Linked DNA regions of Homo sapiens: region 1 is linked to region 2. The links are chromatin contacts, found by Hi-C or POLR2A ChIA-PET in ENCODE. All regions are on one chromosome and are shown on one strand. Each heading gives the region's core, a stretch centred on a gene start or an enhancer-like site at or near the end of the contact. The rest is flanking DNA. Distances are from core to core; before and after follow the strand shown.

Evidence for each region. A loop is a pair of places that touch in the nucleus more often than their neighbours do. ChIA-PET counts read pairs that join two places held with the same protein, here RNA polymerase II (POLR2A). Pooled maps may share reads with other maps.
Region 1: a pooled map shows a loop between it and region 2 (16-fold over the local background). The contact joins the promoter of HEXIM1 here to the enhancer-like site in region 2. A Hi-C loop is called at or near these places in 4 of 37 single-sample maps with no recorded cell type and 8 of 50 pooled maps. POLR2A ChIA-PET finds 5 or more read pairs at or near these places in 3 of 52 experiments (B cell, T-cell and activated CD4-positive, alpha-beta T cell).

The regions. Positions count from the first base shown.
Region 1 is chr17:45,146,255-45,152,644 of GRCh38, forward strand. It overlaps HEXIM1 (HEXIM P-TEFb complex subunit 1), which reads left to right and starts at 2,221. Exons shown (of 1, transcript NM_006460.3): 1 at 2,221-5,845. The coding sequence starts at 2,937. The coding sequence ends at 4,016. HEXIM2-AS1 (HEXIM2 antisense RNA 1) reads right to left here. Exons shown (of 3, transcript NR_186789.1): 3 at 3,408-4,665. RefSeq lists enhancers at 1,324-2,206, 2,610-2,659, 2,710-2,759, 2,810-2,919, 3,324-3,879 and 1 more.
Region 2 is chr17:43,359,246-43,362,404 of GRCh38, forward strand. No RefSeq gene overlaps it. Among named protein-coding and RNA genes, the nearest start is that of LINC00910, 28 kb to the right of the region's middle. RefSeq lists enhancers at 798-1,493, 1,539-1,718 and silencers at 1,969-2,028, 2,479-2,578. Within about 2 kb of position 1,251, at least 38 of the 41 ENCODE cell types and tissues checked have a DNase peak (open chromatin) inside an H3K27ac peak, as active enhancers do; they include B cell, where a contact is called at or near this core.

The sequences.
Region 1 (6,390 bases), core at 971-3,470, 1.8 Mb after region 2:
ATTTTCAGAACATATAGCTGTGCCCAGAGGCCCGCGTGCTTGCGGCTCCCCTTAGAGGCATCTACATTGGCCATGCCCATCACCACTGGCCCCCACCCCCGATATCTCACACTGCCCAGAGCCACCGAAGTCCCAGACTAGCCCTTTCCTGGCACATGATGCTTGGGCTTCCTAAAATGCCCCTCTTCGTGCCACTTTGCCTGAAAGCTCTTCATCCTTCAGAGCCAGCCAGGAAGTCACTTGCTCCTGACACTTGTCCATAATTCCCAGCTCCCATGCACTCGGCTCATCAGCTCCCACCAGGATTTCCCTCACTTGCCATTTAGGCTGGCTGTGGTCTGATGGCCTCTCCACAGTCCAGGAGCAACTTGAAGGCAAGAATGGCATCCCACCCCTCTTTGTACCCTCCTGTTTGCCAAGTGATATAGGGGCTGAATAAGGTTGAAGTTGTTGGGAATAAAAAGAACGAAATCCAGAGTATTCCCCGATTTTAAGAAAAAATGGGTTTTGTGTTTGTGACAGAAAGAAAAATGGCACGGGGGGGGTCACAAAGACCAGCGCTCTAGCCAGAACTGCCCCATGGTTGTCATGTGACCTTGGACAAGTCACTTATTTTCCAGTGTCTTAGAGATGCCTTATCTGTAAAATGGAGACACTCATTCCTATCGTGTCTAACTTGCCAGGCTGTGGTGAGGTCACATGGCTCTGTGCGTAAAAGGTACACAGTGCAAACGTGCTGGAATGTCAGGGATGCTATTAAGGAAGCAATAAGAAGAAAGGGTCACTGGGTGTGTGGCGAAGGAGAAGTGGAAAGGGCGCCAAGATTTTAGGCCTCAGTGACTGGTATGGAGGGTTCTCTGGGTCCTCTCAGTCCCTGTTTATGGAGGGCTGGGGGCTTGGGTCTAGAGAATTTCTCTCTGAGAAACTACGCCCCCGGGGGAATCGGCCCCCCCAGCCCTGCGCCAGAATCCCCTGCAGCAAGTTTCGGAGCAAGGCCTCCTCCATGCTTCCCTCCCAGTCTTGCCCAGCGCCCACTGATGAGGAAGGGCCTCTGCGGGTGAGACCTGCTTCCCTCTCGGATAGCCAGGGCTGATGATTTCAACTCATTAATCATTCCGAACTCTTCCCAACAAACAGCCTCATGGCTGTCCCGGACCTCCTCTGTCCCGGCTCAGGAAATGATCTCGGTCGGAAGTGAAAAGACCAAATCGGCCCCAGGAGGCCATTTTCTTCGACAGAAGCTGAGGCGTGGGGGCGTGGCCTTCCCCCGCTTCCCCCTCCACTCCCCCGCCCGCCCCCGGCCCCGGCTTTCCGATCTCGGCCCAGGGAAGAGCCTTGGTCGCGAATCACCAGTTTGCATTTGCCCCTGGGGCGGGGGCGGCTTTCTGAGACCAGGCTGGGGCTGGGACTCCGCCACCTTCAGCTAAGGGTACCGAGGTCAGTCCGGGAGTCGCGTCACCGGGACTCGAACCCGCCTCTTCGTCTTCCGAGGCCTAGTGCGAGCCTGCGGCGCTAAACGCAGTCACACTGTCCCTTTAAGGCGGCACTTTTTATTCTTCATTTGTTTACTTCTTCATGCGCTCTTCGGTCTTTACAAAATGTGCTCGCGATATCCTTCCGCAAGTGTCAGTCTCAGGCACTCACCACCCGCCTTGAAGCCATTTCTATAATCTTAAGACTCGCGAGTTAGCAGCCGTGGGCCGACGTCTCTCTTTATAGGATTTAATTCTTTTACATTTTAGGGACTACTTTTTAGGAATAAACCATTCTTGCGTTAGTTAATAAAGGTTCATAACCTTCGGAACCCCTCCGCTGAGAACAAAATACGATAATAGCCTTTATAACGCACCTTTTCATAAAAATATTCTGTGAGGACTCTCATAGGCCATCGAATCTTCTCGTATTCCTGAAACAGAATGGTACGGTCCAGAACCCGCCCCATCTTCTCTGCGATTGGCCGTCCTTCCTCAGCGAGTCGTGTGATTTTTCACCAATGGCCGCTCGCGTTTCTTTAGCGAGGTCTAAGCGATGGAAGGTGGCGGCCAGGGAGACGCCCCCTACGCGTCCTGGGATTGGCTACGTCGCACGGCGCGCGAGGGCGGCGGGCCCGAAAGATAAGAACTACGACTCCCGGCGCCCCGCAAAGGGAACTCCGTTACGCATGCGCACGGGCGGGGCGAAAAAGCTTCTATATAAAAGGGGCGCAGAGGACTGGGAGACAGCAGTTGGAAGTTGGCAGGTGGAGAGGCAGGTTGGGAGGGAAAGTCGGGGGAGGACGCGGAAGAGGAGCTGTGGGAAGGGGGAGGAGGGAGGGAGGAAAAGAGGAGGAGGCGGAGGAGAACTGAGCAGAGCAGAGCATCGAGCCAAAGGGGAGATGAGTTTGTCTGTCCTCTGCTGAGGCTACGGCCGGGCCTAGGGAACTGGGAGCTTGGGTGGAAGCGACACCCGTGGAAGTGGGAGGAGGTGGCGCCGGGACTTTAACCCCTTGTGGGCTCTGCGGCAGGGGATTTAACCCTTTGTGGATCTGGCCCCTCGGAGGCAGCGTCATCGGTAGTTTTAACCCCTTCGGGGCTGGGTTTCACGCACTGGACTTACCCTCATCACCTTGCTCACCAACTCCTTTATTGGGGTGCTCCGCTTGGAGGTTTGAGGCCCACCTCCGCCCATTACGTACTGTTCCTGCCGCTGCACCCCCTTGGACCCGCTAGCTGGCCGCACTGTGGGCGCTTAACCCTTTACTGACTTGAGCTCCCCAGATTGCAGTTGGAGTTTGCTGATAGAAGGACTAGCTAAAGGCGTCACTGCAGGAATTACAAACTGAAGAGGACTCTGTTGGACTGTTTTTTTTTTCTTTTTCTTTTTTTTAAGAAAAACCCATTTTTTTCCTTAAGGACTTACTAGCCAAAATTTCTTAAACTTCGAGGACTCTACTAGCCATGGCCGAGCCATTCTTGTCAGAATATCAACACCAGCCTCAAACTAGCAACTGTACAGGTGCTGCTGCTGTCCAGGAAGAGCTGAACCCTGAGCGCCCCCCAGGCGCGGAGGAGCGGGTGCCCGAGGAGGACAGTAGGTGGCAATCGAGAGCGTTCCCCCAGTTGGGTGGCCGTCCGGGGCCGGAGGGGGAAGGGAGCCTGGAATCCCAACCACCTCCCTTGCAGACCCAGGCCTGTCCAGAATCTAGCTGCCTGAGAGAGGGCGAGAAGGGCCAGAATGGGGACGACTCGTCCGCTGGCGGCGACTTCCCGCCGCCGGCAGAAGTGGAACCGACGCCCGAGGCCGAGCTGCTCGCCCAGCCTTGTCATGACTCCGAGGCCAGTAAGTTGGGGGCTCCTGCCGCAGGGGGCGAAGAGGAGTGGGGACAGCAGCAGAGACAGCTGGGGAAGAAAAAACATAGGAGACGCCCGTCCAAGAAGAAGCGGCATTGGAAACCGTACTACAAGCTGACCTGGGAAGAGAAGAAAAAGTTCGACGAGAAACAGAGCCTTCGAGCTTCAAGGATCCGAGCCGAGATGTTCGCCAAGGGCCAGCCGGTCGCGCCCTATAACACCACGCAGTTCCTCATGGATGATCACGACCAGGAGGAGCCGGATCTCAAAACCGGCCTGTACTCCAAGCGGGCCGCCGCCAAATCCGACGACACCAGCGATGACGACTTCATGGAAGAAGGGGGTGAGGAGGATGGGGGCAGCGATGGGATGGGAGGGGACGGCAGCGAGTTTCTGCAGCGGGACTTCTCGGAGACGTACGAGCGGTACCACACGGAGAGCCTGCAGAACATGAGCAAGCAGGAGCTCATCAAGGAGTACCTGGAACTGGAGAAGTGCCTCTCGCGCATGGAGGACGAGAACAACCGGCTGCGGCTGGAGAGCAAGCGGCTGGGTGGCGACGACGCGCGTGTGCGGGAGCTGGAGCTGGAGCTGGACCGGCTGCGCGCCGAGAACCTCCAGCTGCTGACCGAGAACGAACTGCACCGGCAGCAGGAGCGAGCGCCGCTTTCCAAGTTTGGAGACTAGACTGAAACTTTTTTGGGGGAGGGGGCAAAGGGGACTTTTTACAGTGATGGAATGTAACATTATATACATGTGTATATAAGACAGTGGACCTTTTTATGACACATAATCAGAAGAGAAATCCCCCTGGCTTTGGTTTCGTAAATTTAGCTATATGTAGCTTGCGTGCTTTCTCCTGTTCTTTTAATTATGTGAAACTGAAGAGTTGCTTTTCTTGTTTTCCTTTTTAGAAGTTTTTTTCCTTAATGTGAAAGTAATTTGACCAAGTTATAATGCATTTTTGTTTTTAACAAATCCCCTCCTTAAACGGAGCTATAAGGTGGCCAAATCTGAGAACAATTAAATTCATTTTAGTTATAATAAATTTAATATTTGTAAATGTAACATAGTTTCAGTGTGATTTCTAGAGCTAATTCAAAATAGTATTGATATATTTTATGTGACTGCATTTTTGGGGAGGGGTACCGAAATCGTTAAATTTGTCAGTTTGCAAAAATATCAATCTTTAATGGGAGAATTTTCAATTTGCCAATTTTTTCCTTGAATGGGTTTAAGTATGCTACAATATACAGTTCAGGCAAAATTTAAGATGTAATTATCTTCAATACTTAAGTGTGCTTGCTTTCTAGTGCCTTGGTTTTCTTTCTTGATGCTGGAAAAATAAACAAACCGGTATTGAGTGTTTAGGCGAGTGGAAAGTGGCTACAATCCAAAATTTTAAATTTAACTCTGCCTCGGCCATTCAAAAGTCTAATAACAAAAAATGTAAACCTAATTTGGCAGTTTGTTAGGTTAGACAACTGACAGCCTCATTTCATTCCTACAAGTTGGTTTTCAGTAATCTCTTCCTTCCCCCCAGTAAGGCTGGAAGAGGCTCTTGGCAAACTTCTTAGTGCAAGCAATGGTTAGATTAATTTGTGAGGCAGCTCTTTAAGACGTTCAGAGGTAAGAAATACTGGATTTATAAAGCAAATGGCTGTTTGGGGGATTCCAAGGATTTACCTAATTGTCCAATTCTACGTGCTCTCTATACCAAAACAAAAAAAAAAAGCTATCCACCTTTCCATGTGGGTCAAACTAAAATTAGAAATGTCCCCTCACTGCAGATCAAATGTAAAGCTTCCAGTTAAGGAGCTAAATGAGGTCCTCAGCTGAATGAGGAACCCTGTACATCCCCTTGCACAGCCCTATTCTAAATCGCTTAAACTATGCTGATAGCTGCTTAGGTTCTTGAGTAGTTCTGCTCTTAAACGTAGGGAGGCCCTGAGAACTAAATTTTGCCCCAAAATAAAAACAGAAATTATGAGATTGCCTCCTGTCATTTTGGTTAACCCAGTCCTTCACCTGCCCTGTGTCAGTGTCTTCTGAGGGCAATTGCGTTGCTCAAATCACTAGCACAGAGGTTCCTTAATTTGGGGCCTTAGAAACCATTGTGGGCCTTGGGGTCCATGAACCCCATGAAATTATTTGTAGACTTGTATGTACATTTTTCTGGGGAGAAGGTTCAAGAGATTCATAAGATTGTCAAACTCCTTGAAGGTTCAGAACCTCTGCAGGGAAGGGGGAAGAAAACCCTCCCATTAGGAAGCATGCTTTTGCAGTTAAATGGCGATGGTGGAGGTGATAGGGACTTCAAGAGTAAAATGCACCTTGTATTGCATAAGAAGCATACACAAATCAATAAATCAAGGGAGATTATACCAGTAGGACTGAATCAGGGCCTTCAAAGCTGGACTGAGTTGGTCCTGTTCTGGCACATATGGTCCACTGGAGACAATGTATGATTGAGTTTTTCTTTGGTCTAAAAATTATATTAAACATTTATTTTGAAATAGTTTTCTTCGTGTTTTTTTCTTCTGCTATGACGTCATGCAGCAGCCCCAGAAAAACAGCTGCTTGGAAAGGCAGCAACAGTGCCCTCTGGCTTTACAGTGCAGAGCTGAAGCCTCATTTTGACTGAACTGTAAGATGCAGCAGTGATTATCTCTGATATTAGACCCTTTTTCTTTATTTTTTTTTTTTTTTGAGACGGAGTTTCGCTCTTGTTGCCCAGGCTGGAGTGCAATGGTGCAATCTTGGCTCACCGCAACCTCTGCCTCCCAGGTTCAAGCGATTCTCCTGCCTCAGCCTCCCTAGTAGCTGGGATTACAGGCATGTGCCACCACCCCCAGCTAATTTTGTATTTTTAGTAGAGACGTAGTTTCTCCATGTTGGTCAGGGTGCTCTCGAACTCACGACCTCAGGTGATCCGCCCGCCTCGGCCTCCCAAAGTGCTGGGATTACAGGCATGAGCCACTGCGCCCAGCCCAGACCCTCTTCTTAAAGAGGGATTCAGCTATGAAAATCTTATTTCCCCTAGTATTAGAAAAATGATATT
Region 2 (3,159 bases), core at 1-2,500:
CAAACAAAACAGCAAGGAGAAAAGTCCCCTGATTTCCATCCTAGTGCTTCTCAATCACACTCAGCACAGCAGCAACAAAACACAACCACATCTATCGAATCTTACTGCTCATAGCTGTTAAATATCAAATCTCAATCAGCAATTTTAGAGCCGGATCCTCCAATGCTTTTGGTTCCCAGTGTTTCACAAGCAAACGGACAGAAATCGGGAGGGACATAGGAGAAGAATCAGTTAAAATCCCTAAGACCAGTTAAATGAAGTCTCCTGAAAATGACACTGAAACGGAGACAGCAACCAAGACAAGGAGGACGAGGCAGACTAATACAAAGAGCATAGCCTGCGGTGTCAAACCTGTTTTTTAGCCGAGAGGGGCTTTACTGGGAGGGGCCTCTAACCCTCCTCGGTCGGGCCTCTAACCCGAGGTCGGTCAAGTGTCCTTGCCTTTTATTAAGAGGGGCCTCTAACCCACTCTCTTTTAGGAAAGACTCTAACTCCATTAAGTTGGGCCTCTAACCCAATCCCATTCTTTACCCGGGCACTCCACCACTTACCCAAAGTCAGTCTACTGACTACTGCAGTGCTGCAGTCTACTTCCTTTGGGTTGGGGGAGTTTCTTCAGTATCGTCCCTTCCATCATTCGCCAGAAATATGTTATAGGACCCCAACACTTCCCCAAAGCACTATAGTCCCATCTGTGGTGGCCAGAAATACGTCACAGGAAAAGGGCCCCGATCCAGACCCAAAGAGAGGGTTCTTGGGTCTCGCGCAAGAAATAACTCAGGGCAAGTCCGCGGTGCAAAATAAAAGCAAGTTTATTAAGAAAGTAAAGTGGTGAAAGAACAGCTACTCCACAGACAGAGAAGGGCGTTCCTGAAACTAAGAGAAGGAACGTATCCACCCTAGGTACAATGCTTGTACACATGGGGAGAGGTGTTCTGTTACAAGGGTTTGTGATAATTAACTTTAATTATTACATTTTGCAAGAATCCCTATTACTACCTTTAAAGCAAAATTAGGAACGCCTTTGTTCTCCAGATATCCAGCTATCTGGACACTCGGGTCTCTTCAGTAAACATTAATTTGTTCCCTTAACCGTAAGTATCTGAAAGCTAGGAATATCCTTCTGAGAATGCAGGCCCGTAAGTCCCGGCCTCATTTTTCTAGCCCTCACTCAAAATGGGGTCGCTTCAGGTTCCAACGTCTCTGACAGTCATACTACATATGACTCAGCCACGTCAATGGAAAAAGTAGACTGGATAGTGACGTACCCGCAGAAAACGAATGCAACAATCTGTCATACAGATCTGACGGCAGTCAGATTCTGCAGTGAAGTAGAGGCGGTAAACTTGAATGCAACGATCTTCATACCGCATCCCACAAAGCCACGTAAATCCAAAAGCAGTCCGACTCTCGATAGTGAAACACATGCGGTAAACTTGAATGGAAAGATGTTTATACTGCCTCGGATAGAGACACGTAAATGAAAAAGCAGTCCCACTTGGGATAGTGAAGTATGGGCGCTCAACTTAAATAGGACCGTCCGCATATCGTATGTGAGTGAAGCAAGTAATAGCAAAGGGCAGTCAGATTACGGAGACCGATGGCGACTGAAGTGAGTGCAGTAACCTTTAACTCAATGATCGTCACGCCGCAACCAAGTGAAACCGAAAGCAACTAAGCGCTCGAAAGCACGCCCGGCCAGCTCAAAAACTACGGCGCTGATGGACCCCAGTGATCCGACGTAAAGGTGCAAACGTAAAGCGCACACGGCCAATTTAAAAGCAGCGGCGCTGATAGGCCCGGACGAACCGACGTGAACGCGTAGAAGTAAGGTACGCGCGATGAGCTTAAATACGCGAGTACTAAGAGACCGTGAAACCCGGATTTAAGCGTGTAAACGCAACACACAACCTAGGAGGTCAGTAACAACGGTCCCAACTGATGCAAATGGCCCAATGCAAACACGTTGACAATCTCCCGTTAGCGACAGTAACAGACGCTAAGCGCCCAATGCGAACAAAACTCCCGCTTCGAAAACTACACCTCGGAATCCTTCCAGCGATCAAGGGCCAGCAACACCACAAGCCTTCCACTGTATCAACACCGTTTTCAAAACGAAAATGTTAACGATCGGCCACTGTACTCCTTCTCCCACACATCCTAACCTCAGGGTGACAGATAGCACCCTGAATAACTCTCTCTCCTACGTTGAGATTGTGTATCTTTATCCAAATCTGAACACCTGCGTAAGTAATATTGTTACTATTTTGGAGGATATTCACTTTCCTTTTTTGCTCCCATAACTCCCGAGAGAAGCAGCCATTTTAAATTTGCATGCCCCGCCGTGCCCTGCCTGCCAACCACTGAACAGAAAAGCGCCTGTAAATCACTGGAATCTTGGGAAAGCTCCTTCGGCTTCATTGCCCTTCAGGAGGAAAAACCCACAACGGAAAAGACACGAAGAGCTCTAGGAGGCTCTTCTTTCCTCCTCCTCCCCCTCCCCTTCCCCTCCCCTCTCCCTCCGCCTCCCTTCCCCTCCGCATCCCCTCCCCCTCCCTTCCCCCTCCCCCTCCCCATCTCGTCCTGACCTAGCTGGCATCCAACATTACTTTAAACTTTTTTTCACACATACGTTGAAAGAATTGTTTGGTGAACACCCGTATGCCCATCACCTAAAGTCATCTTGCTGTACTTGCTTTATTACATGTGTTACAGACGTCTAATTACATTTTTTTTTTCTTTTTTTTGAGAGGGAGTCTCGCTCTGCCGCCCAGGCTGGAGTGCGGTGGCGCGATCTCGGCTCACTGCAAGCTCCGCCTCCCGGGTTCACGCCATTCTCCTGCCTCAGCCTCCCGAGGAGCTGGGACTACAGGCGCCCCCACTACGCCCAGCTAATTTTTTGTATTTTTTAGTAGAGACGGGGTTTCACCGTGTTAGTCAGGATGGTCTCGATCTCCTGACCTCATGATCCCCCGCCTGGGCCTCCCAAAGTGCTGGGATTACAGGCTTGAGCCACCGCGCCCGGCAATTACATATTTTGTATAGCTGCACACATGGAGACAGGTACTCAGGTCTCGTCCCTCTAGCCATTTCTCAACTGTCTGGTCCGGCAAGGGCAAGTTTTCGAGGAGGCCAGGGTGCAGCCCTCAGGGGAGCACA